Regions from separate parts of the Homo sapiens genome. Here region 2 is linked to region 1. Evidence: chromatin contacts called from ENCODE Hi-C or POLR2A ChIA-PET data. All regions are on one chromosome and are shown on one strand. Each heading gives the region's core, a stretch centred on a gene start or an enhancer-like site at or near the end of the contact. The rest is flanking DNA. Distances are from core to core; before and after follow the strand shown. Region 1 has its middle 20 kb from the start of CORO2B. Region 2 overlaps CORO2B (coronin 2B).

What was found. Hi-C counts contacts between places; a loop is a spot of excess contacts on that map. ChIA-PET counts read pairs that join two places held with the same protein, here RNA polymerase II (POLR2A). Pooled maps may share reads with other maps.
Region 2: a pooled map shows a loop between it and region 1 (2.1-fold over the local background). The contact joins two enhancer-like sites. A Hi-C loop is called at or near these places in 2 of 50 pooled maps. POLR2A ChIA-PET finds 5 or more read pairs at or near these places in 4 of 52 experiments (AG04449, AG04450, HEK293 and 1 more).

The regions. Positions count from the first base shown.
Region 1 is chr15:68,556,943-68,561,684 of GRCh38, reverse strand. It overlaps a transcript of CORO2B not described here. Among named protein-coding and RNA genes, the nearest start is that of CORO2B, 20 kb to the left of the region's middle. Within about 2 kb of position 1,949, at least 6 of the 41 ENCODE cell types and tissues checked have a DNase peak (open chromatin) inside an H3K27ac peak, as active enhancers do.
Region 2 is chr15:68,697,659-68,702,400 of GRCh38, reverse strand. All of the region lies in intron 3 of CORO2B (coronin 2B), which reads right to left. Among named protein-coding and RNA genes, the nearest start is that of MIR4312, 100 kb to the left of the region's middle. RefSeq lists an enhancer at 1,585-1,772. Within about 2 kb of position 2,165, at least 14 of the 41 ENCODE cell types and tissues checked have a DNase peak (open chromatin) inside an H3K27ac peak, as active enhancers do.

The sequences.
Region 1 (4,742 bases), core at 700-3,199:
ATCCTGTACACTCTGCCCACCCTCTCTCAGGCTCTGGGTGTGTGCGTGTTTCTCTGCATGTTTTCCTACTGTTTGTATCTGCATCTCTGTCCATCTTCCACCCTCCCACCCAGCTGTCTGCCTCCCTCCCTGCAGCAAGATTGAGGGAGGAGGGGCAGGCCTGGTTTCCTTGACAACCGGGGACCCTCTACCTGTCCCGCTGGGCCCCAGTTAGCTGGAAGGGGAAGGCGCTGGGAGGCAGTGTTGGCTTGTCCAGGTGCTTGCTCTGAGTGGGGCTGGGGGTGAGGGCAGGGGAGAGTCGGGGAGGGAGGGATGGGTGACCATCTGGACCGGGGAGAGTGAGCTGCAGGCACTGCCCAAACGCTCCAAAATGGCAGATGGGCATCACCGTGCCTGGGAGGAGCTGGGAGGGGGGCCGCCCAGCGTGGCATATGCAGGAGCTCTTCCACTGTCCCAGCCCAGCCCTCTCCCAGCCCCTCCCCCTTATCTCCCGAGCACCCTCAGGCCTGACAGATTCTGGAAAAAAACCCTCTTCAAGCTCCCTTTCCTGGGACCCAACCAGTATTGAGAGGCAAAGTTGTGCTGGGAGCCTGGGGGACGCGGGGTGGAGGGAACATAAATCCCTCAACAACCACCAGAGCTCTATGCTCTCTGTGTGCCATTCCTTTGGGGGAAATATGGCCCCTCCTAAATTCCCATTTTGGATCCTATCCCTGGAGGCGCTAGGGAAAATTACCCGGGCTGTGCCATGGGAAACCCAGAAGAGTGGTGCTAATTTGCACAAGTCCCCACAAGATCGTGAGGAGAGCTGCGGTTCTGCTTCCTCTGGTCCCCTCGGGTTGTGCAGGCTTTTCCCTCGTACAGAATCCACTAGTAAGATCACTGGCTTATGCCTAGCACCCTGCCCTCAAGGTCCTGAAAGCTGGCCCTGAAAGGCAGGAGTCTAGGGAGCACAGCTGGAGAGCGGCCCTGACCAGCAAGGAGCAGAGAGGAGGAAGATGGGTTGTATGTGGAGGACAGTGCTTAGAGAGACAGGAGGCTGCACACTGCCGGCTGCTGGTGTTTCCCTTCAAGAAAGAACCTGCAGGCTGGGCGCGGTGGCTCAGGCCTGTCATCCTAACACTTTGGGAAACGGAGGCAGGAAGATCACTTGAGGCCAGGAGTTCAGGACCAGCCTGGGCAATATATTGAGACCCCGTTTCTACAAAAAAAATTGTCTTTAATTAGCTGGGCATGGTGGCATGCACCTGTAGTCCCAGCTACTCCAGACACTGGGGTGGGAGGATCGCTTGAGCCCAGGAGTTTGAGGCTGCAGTGAGCCATGATTGCACCACTGCACTCCAGCCTGGGTGACAGAGCGAGAACCTGTCTCAGAAGAAAAAAAAAAATAAAGAAAGAAAGAAAAAGAAAAAAAAGAACGAAAAAGAAAAAAGAAAGAGAAAGAAAGGAAGAAAACAATGAATGAACTTGCAGACCAGCTGTAGGGAGCACAGTTAGCAGCCTCCAGCACCTCCTGTCTTTCACATTCAATATCCGGATCTTCCCAGGCAGCCCCCAGCCAATGCCTGAGCACTGCACGGGTGCAAGTGCCCGGCCACGTCATCCCATTGCGGGACTCTTCAAATCGGCAGTCTCCACCGGGATCTCCCTGCTGGGCTGGCAGAGACTTGGTCAGATCTGCATTGCCGTCTGAGGCTCTCCCCGCCAGTCGTCCTTACACAGGTTTAAATCCCCAACAAACTTCTTGCACTCCTAACGCCATCTCAGCGTCTGCTTACCAGAGGACCCCAACCGGCACACATGCCAAGAGCCACACGCCTTGTGCTCTCCGTGCGCGCGCGTTTGCGGGAGACCTGCTGGTCCTGGAGCGCCGCAGCTCCGAGGAAGGATGCGGGCCGCGCCCCCTGGTGGGCACGCCGTGGAGCTGCACGTGGAGCGGTCTCGGGCGCCGCAGCCTCACCGACAGTCCCCCTGGGAGAACCCCAGAGAGCACTGCACCAACCGGAAAACCGGAAACGGAGGCCCAGACAGGGAAAGGGTTAGGGAAAGAAAAAGTCTGGGGGCCTCTTACCATCAGCACGCTTGTTCCGTCTGCTCCCCGTCTGGTCCCTGCAGCTCTTCCAGCGGGCCGGCTTGGCACGGTCAACTTCGCCCTCCCCGCTACCCCCTCACCACCCCGCTGACGCTCCCTTCTCCGTTCCCAGACTCAAGACTGGGGCAGGGATTCTGCTTGTATGAGTGCTCCAAACCATTCAGACGCAAGGGGTCTTCTGACCGCACTTTAAGAACGATTGACCAGAACTTCTAAAATGGATGTCTCGGAGGCTTTTAATTCTCCGGGAATGAGAGAGTCCCAAACTCTCTGAAGGCTGTCTCTCTTCCTGCCAGTGGACGGGGGAATTAACCGGCTGATTATTTTTTCTTATGCAAATGCTCTTTGCAAAACAAAGCCCAGGGTAATTTCTACATCAGATTTTTAATGAAATGCGCTGCCGCTTTGAAGTAGCACTGACGCCACTGAGTCAGGTCTGCTCCCTGCCCCCGTGGGGTGCCGGCCGCTCTCCTGGCAACGCCCAGCCACACTTCGCGCATTTCTAGGTATTTACCCCTCCCAAGCAGGAAGAACGGCGCCTAGCGCGTGGTAGGATCTCCGAACATATTTACTGACTAAAACTGAAGATGGTAAAGTAGGGAAAGACAGACACGCTCATTCCTGCGTGGCCGGCGTGGGTCACCTCTTCACCCACTATCGCATTTTATTTCTCACAACACCTCCCCGCGGTGTGTACTAAGACCTGGAGATGAAGGAACTGAGGCCAGAGAGGGGAAGTAACTTGGCCAATGTTACCCAGCCAGTCAAGGCAGGGCTTTGGCTTGCCCTGAGATCCACCTGGCTCCTTGCACCTCTCCTGCAGCCTCCACAAAGGCCTAGAAAGGAGGTGGGTGACCCCGTGTCCACACTCCCCTATTATATCGCAGACCACATCTGTCTGGAGTCAAGGGGGAGAGAGGCCAGTGCGGTGGCTCATGCTTGTAATCCCAGCACTTTGAGAGACTGGGGTGAGAGACTTGCTTGAGCCCAGGAATTTGAAACCAGCCCGAGCAACAACGTAAGATCTCATTTCTACAAAAAATAATAAGTTACCTGGGGGAATGGTGACGCATGCCTGTGGTCCCAGCTGCTCAGGAGGCTGAGGCAGGAAGGAGGATTTCTTAATCATGGGAGGTCACTGAGGCTGCAGTGAGCTGTGATTGTGCCACTGCACTCCAGCCTGGTTAACAAAGCGAGACCCTGTCTTAAAAAAAAAATGGTGAGGGGGAAGGGAGTTTTTGCTCTCCTCTCCAACCCCACCTTCCCAGCCATTCAGGGTTCCAGCAGGACCCCTGGGCCTGCCAGGCAGGGGCAGCAGCAGACAGCTTCCGGAGAAGCTGGGCTTGGATGTAGAGATGTTTGATGCCTTGGGGGCTCACCAGCCCCGCTGTGTAGTCCTGCAGCGGGTCAGAACACCAACCTCACCTGTCAACTTCTTATCTGCCCTCCGCCAGGCTGGCCCAGCTCACTGACTCAGCCCTACTGAAGCCTCTCTGCCCGCACCCACCCTCCCTGCCATTCCACTGCCAGGCTGCCCTGCCTGCCATTGGGTTAAGGGATCCCCTAACTGTGCCCCAAAGGCCTATCACAGTGCCCAGTGCCCTTCATTTACCTTAAGGTGTGTGTTGTGGCCTTCCGAAGTCTAACTGGACAGACGTAATATATTACCTGGGAGGTGTGGACTATGACCAGGACCTCATGCTGTGTAATGCTGGCAACTCTCATGCCTGTCATTTGCTGCACCCCCTCTTCCCTAACTCCTAAAGGACCATGACTAAGGCTGTGGAGTCCCAGTTAGCGTGGTGCAAACTGATGTCAGGCTGCCTGGGTTTACGTCCTGGCATTGCCACCTTGCAGCTCTGTGACCTTGGGCATTTACTTAACCTCTCTGTGCTTCAAAGGGATAATGAATGGAATGGTTACATATAAAGTGCTTAGCACAGTGTCTGGCCTGTAGTGAGGCCTCACTGCTGCTCTGGTTAGGATGCTGCCCTTCCCTTTGTGAAGCTGGGTATACCCAAGGCATACTTAGGTTTCCATCCCTGCACTGCCATTTTCCAGATGTATGACCTTGGATAGACTGGCCCCTGAACCTCAGCTCTGCCATGACCTTGGATAGACTGGCCGCTGAACCTTGACCTTGTTATGACTTTGGATAGATTGACCCCTTAACCTCAGCCTTGTTATGACCTTGAATACATTGGCCACTGAACCTCAGCTCTGCTATGACCTTGAATAGATTGGCACCAGAACCTCAGCTCTGCTATGACCTTGAATAGATTGGCACCAGAACCTCAGCTCTGCTATGACCTTGGATAGATTGGCCCCTGAACCTTAACCCTTCCAAGGTTGTGTTCAAGATTCAGCTCTATAATGTGATCCTCTATGAATCCCTTTCCTCTGTTGGGGGAAAGTGCAGGCAGGGCAGGGTCATTTGTTGAGCTGTGTATTCCCATGGCCTCCTGGCAGAGGCAAGTAGGCTTCACATTTTCTTACCCGAGGGGACATTTATGGCCAAACCAAAGCAGAAGTTGCCAGCAATAGCCATCTCTACCTTTTGACTTTCCTTTTCCCAAAGCTGGAAGCCTGTGAAAGGGAGTGGTTATGCTGAGTCCTTGAGTGAGGCTGGAAGGGAACTGATTATGACAGG
Region 2 (4,742 bases), core at 916-3,415, 140 kb before region 1:
CATCTACTGCTGTGAGTCCTGGGAGGGGGTTGCTAGAGGATGCATGAAGTGGTCGTTGTGGCGCTGGATGCATGAAAGAATAAGTGCTACCTATTATTATTATGACTACTAAAGACTGTCCTTGCACAGATAAGGAAATGAGGCCCACAGAGGTGAGAAAACTTGCCCAGGTGTCACAGCTAGGAAAGGAGGAGCTGGGATTCAAACTCAGAATTGGAATCAGGCAGACTACCCTCCTCCTCTCTTCCACACTCCTGCCCGTGCCCGTACCTGATTTTTCCTTCTTCCCTGGGCTGGACCCAACCCCCTGAGGAGGACATGATCTGTCCTTCCGCTTATCATGTTGGCCAGGCTGGTCTCAAGCTGCTGACCTCAGGTGATCCACCCACCTCAGCCTCCCAAAGTGTTGGGATTACAGGCGTGAGCTACCGTGCCCGGCCTGGGCAAGTTATTTAAACTCTTGGGCCCTCACTTAAGGAAAAGAAAGTAACAGTTAATGTCTATGGAGTTCTTAGGGGACACAAAACACTTTTATATTCATCTAGTTCTCAGAGCCCGAGATGATTCCTATTTTACAATAGGGCAACTGGTACTCAGAGGTAAAGAAACTAGTCCTAGGCCGGGTGCAGTGGCTCACGCCTGTAATCCCAGCACTTCGGGAGGCCGAGGCGGGCAGATCACGAGGTCAGGAGATTGAGATCGTCCTGGCTAACACGATGAAACCCCGTCTCTACTAAAAATACAAAAATTAGCCGGGCATGGTGGCGCGCACCTGTAGTCCCAGCTACACGGGAGGCTGAGGCAGGAGAATGGCGTGAACCCGGGAGGCGGAGCTTGCAGTGAGTCGAGATCGCGCCACTGCACTCCAGCCTGGGCGACAGAGCGAAACTCCGTCTCAAAAAAAAAAAAAAAAAAAAAAAAATTAGCCGGGCGTGGTTGCAGGCGCCTGTAGTCCCAGCTTCTCAGGAGGCTGAGGCAGGAGAATGGCCTGAACCCGGGAGGTGAAGCTTGCAGTGAGCGGAGATCGCGCCACTGCACTCCAGACTGGGCGACAGAGCGAGCCTCCGTCTCTCAAAAAAAAGAAAAAAAAGAAAAAAAAGAAACTAGTCCTAGATCGCAGAGCCTGGAAGTGGCAGAGCCAGGATTTGAACCTAGGCCTAAGGGACTCCTGAGCCTGGCTGCTTAGCCAGGGAGCCATACTGCTGCTTTCTCTGTGGCTGCTAAATCATTAGTGAAGACCCACTCGGCGCACTGGCCCCTCAGGGCTACCTTCCTTCTACAAAAGTGCATCACTCCCTTCCAGCTCCAAGAGGTATTGGTTCCGGAGCTCGGGAGGTGGGGGTGTGCAGGAGGCAGGGTGGTGGGTGGCTTCCAGCAGGGCTGACATCCTGTCCATCCCGCCCCCAGCTCCTCAGGGAGGGGCATCATCTACAGGGTGAGGAGAGCAGACACAGGATGGAAGAGCTTGAATAAAAGGCAAAGGAAAGATGTGGAGCTCGGCCCACCAGCAAGAGGCGCCTGCCTCTTCTCCCTCCTCCCTCTCTCCTGGGATCGCTCTCTCCCTCTCCTTAAGATGACAGAAACCTCTCTCTCTCTCCGCGGCTGCTGGCCCCAGGAGAAGGGCTGGGAGCACGAGGCTTGGAAACCGATAGCGCCCTTCCCTGCCGCCTGCCAGCCGCCCTCCCTAGCTGCGGCAGAAGCTATAAAAAGCATAGCCTTCAACAATAGGTGACATCACCCAGCAGCGGAAAGAACTGGATTCTGCCAGATGCCAGGGAGAGTTATGGCCCCCAGCCCTCCCTCGGGCCCAAAGCCCCTGGGGAAGGGCCTGGGTATGTTCTGCTGGATCCCTGGCGGGATGGAGGATAGACTCCAGAGGACCTCCTCCTGCTCAGGGAGGGGAAACGGATCCTGGGGGACGGGGATTGATTTCACTGGAGGTTGCAGGGCTGGGGGATATGGGGAAGGAGCTGGGGAAATCAGGGCTCGTGAAATCCCACCAGTGTCCTCTGAATGTTTTGAGACAAGTAGAGGGAAGTGGAGGGCTGGGGGTGAAACAGGCAGGCACTACCAGGGGAACTGGTCCAGACCTGCTGTGAAGAGCTTCCCTCTGGGCCCCTGTGGCCTGGCGCCGTCCCCAGCCCTGTATGTAGCACAGTGCCTGGCACACACAGCAGCTTTGCCGACTGACCTCCCAAGCCTGGGTCTGGATGTCGTGTCTGGTGAGCAGCAAGTTGACCATTCCAGCTGGAATGGGTGGAGGGAGGGCCTCGGTGGCCGATGCCTCAGGTGCTTTGAAGGAGGCAGGGAGGCCGTGGGAAGGGCCCTGGCAGCAGTGCTGACCTCCTGTCCACCCCCTGGAAGCTGCAAACTCCATTTCCTTTACGCCCCACCCCCTCCCAGGCTGCAGCGGGGGATGCCTCTCCTGTGCTTTCCCCCAGCACCCAGGTTGGACCCTGAGGAGAGCAGACGCTGTGATGTAAATGTTGAGCGTGATGAATCTGAACTGTCAGCCCAGCCCACCATGGCCCTGAGCCTCAGTTTCCTCCCTTGTAGAACCAGGGCCACTGGTGAGGGGCTGAGAGTGCAGACTGGGAGTCAGGGGACCTTCCTAGGACAAAGGCTCCCTGTGTGACCTTGGGCAAGGCACCTCCCTTAGGGTCCCAGAGCACGTCCTCCAGGAGAGGTTGGGATCCAGCCTCAGGAACCTGTTGGTTCCACTGCCAAGATCCCTAGCTCCAAGGCGGGGAGGGGTGGACACCCGGGTAAGATGCGGTTCAGGGCTGTACTTCTGGGGCAGCTGGCCTGGCAGCTGGAGCGAGAGCTTAGTTCCTCTCTGATCCAGACTTAATCTCCTTGTCTCTGGATCAGCAGCCCAGGCCAGCCCCTCCCTTCCTGTGCCCCAAGCCCGTGTCCCTTCCCTTCACTCCTCCAGCCACACCCCTCCGCTCTTCCCTTCTCTCCACTGATCTACCTGTATCCAGCTAGTTCAGGCCCCATGTCCTCCATAAATCTGTCTGTGACCCCCTCCATCCACACAGGTCCCCTTGGTTCCCTGGAGCGTGTAGTGTCTCCCATGCACCACACTCGGTGGGGTCCACTGATGCTCAGATGGCTTGAGAAGCACAAGTCTCGCTGCAAAGTTGGGCTGCTCACCCTGAACCCTAAGCCTTCTCTCCTTGGGTCCAACTGCCCTTCGCAGCTGCCCTTCCTGCCCGCTCCTCTCACTGACCACCACCCCAGGGCTCCAGTCACACCAGATGACTCTCCCTTTTCTAAGCGCACTGTATATGCATTCTCTCCAGGCCAAGCACACCGGATATACTGGGTCTCTTCCTGGGACTCCTTCTCTAACCCTTTTTCTGTCTGTCAATGTCCTGCTTCTCCAAAGTCCAGCTAACTACCTCTTCTCCTCTCTGCACCTTGGTCAAAACTAATCTCTCTCTCTCTTCTCTGTGTGCATAGCCCTTTGCTTGACCTTGGTGGATGCAATGACCTCATTCTGCACCACGTTTTGGTGGGTGGGGTGGGCCCTGCCCCTCTGCGCCTCTACTAGGGGTGTTTCCAGAGCAAGAGTGAGATGAGCAGGCATAGATGAAGGGACAGGCATACTACTGGGCATAGGCTAACCTTCATCCTCATCACAACAGCCAAAGGGAGGTATCTTACTGTTTCAGAGACGAGCAAAACCGAGGCTCAGAGAGGCCAAGTAACACTCCATTGGCCACCCAGATGGTAAATGGTGAAGCTGAGATTCCAGCCCAGGTCTACCAGATCCCTCTTTGGACCCCAGCAGCCAGGGTGGTGCAAGGCATACCGTGGTCTGTCAGTCAGTGTGTGCAAAACTGAACAGAGTCTCTTGGCTCATGTGGCCGGGGATGCAGCCTTATGTTTTTCTTGGACACAAACCATGGATGTCTTGTTTACAAGCTGGGGTCCTGGAGCATGAGGCACATATCAGGTTAAATAAGACGCCGAGCTAGGACTGGTCAGATCCTTCTCACCATGAGCCAGGCAGGAGAAATTGAGACCTGAGGAGGAACCTGGGTGGCCAGTGATTCCAGGAGCCCTGGTCTAATTTGTCCCCCCTACATCAAGACAGGCACTGCTCATCTGTTATCCTAGCTGGGTCCCTGGGTAAGACATGAGCCACTGGGAGACAGCATTGGCTGTCTGTGATGAGGAAGCTTGGCAGAGCATGGGCTTTGCAGCGAGCAGGCCAGGTAAAATCCCTGCTCCTCTACTTCCTGGCTTGTGACCTACCTACCAACCCTCAGTTTGGGGGTGGCAGTGCCTGTCTCATGGAGTGGCTCTAAGAGCTAAATGTATGTGAAAGGCCCATCCCAGAGTGGGTAGAGGAGCAGCCCTGAGTTCCAGGGGCTACTACCTGCTGGCTGGTGACACCAGCTGGGGTCAGCCCTTCCCGCCACTCTCCCAGCACCTCAGCAGGCAGGGACGGAGCCAGCTGTGGTCACCGCATTCCTTCTTGGGCTCCCTGAACCCAGGAGAGAAGGATGGGCAGCACCTCCACCTGCCCTCTCTCCCACTGACCCCAGGCCTCTTGTGCTGGCCACTGGGCTCTCCAGCCTCCACCAGCTCCTGTGCCTCTTTCCCAGCCCAGGAAGCAACCGGTGAACTCTCTGTGTCCCCCAGCTCCAGCACCTGTGCCCTTCCTTCTGCAGCCCTGGCCTGCCTATGTCCTGACCCCTGACCACTGTCCCTAATTTGGTTCTGGGCTGCTG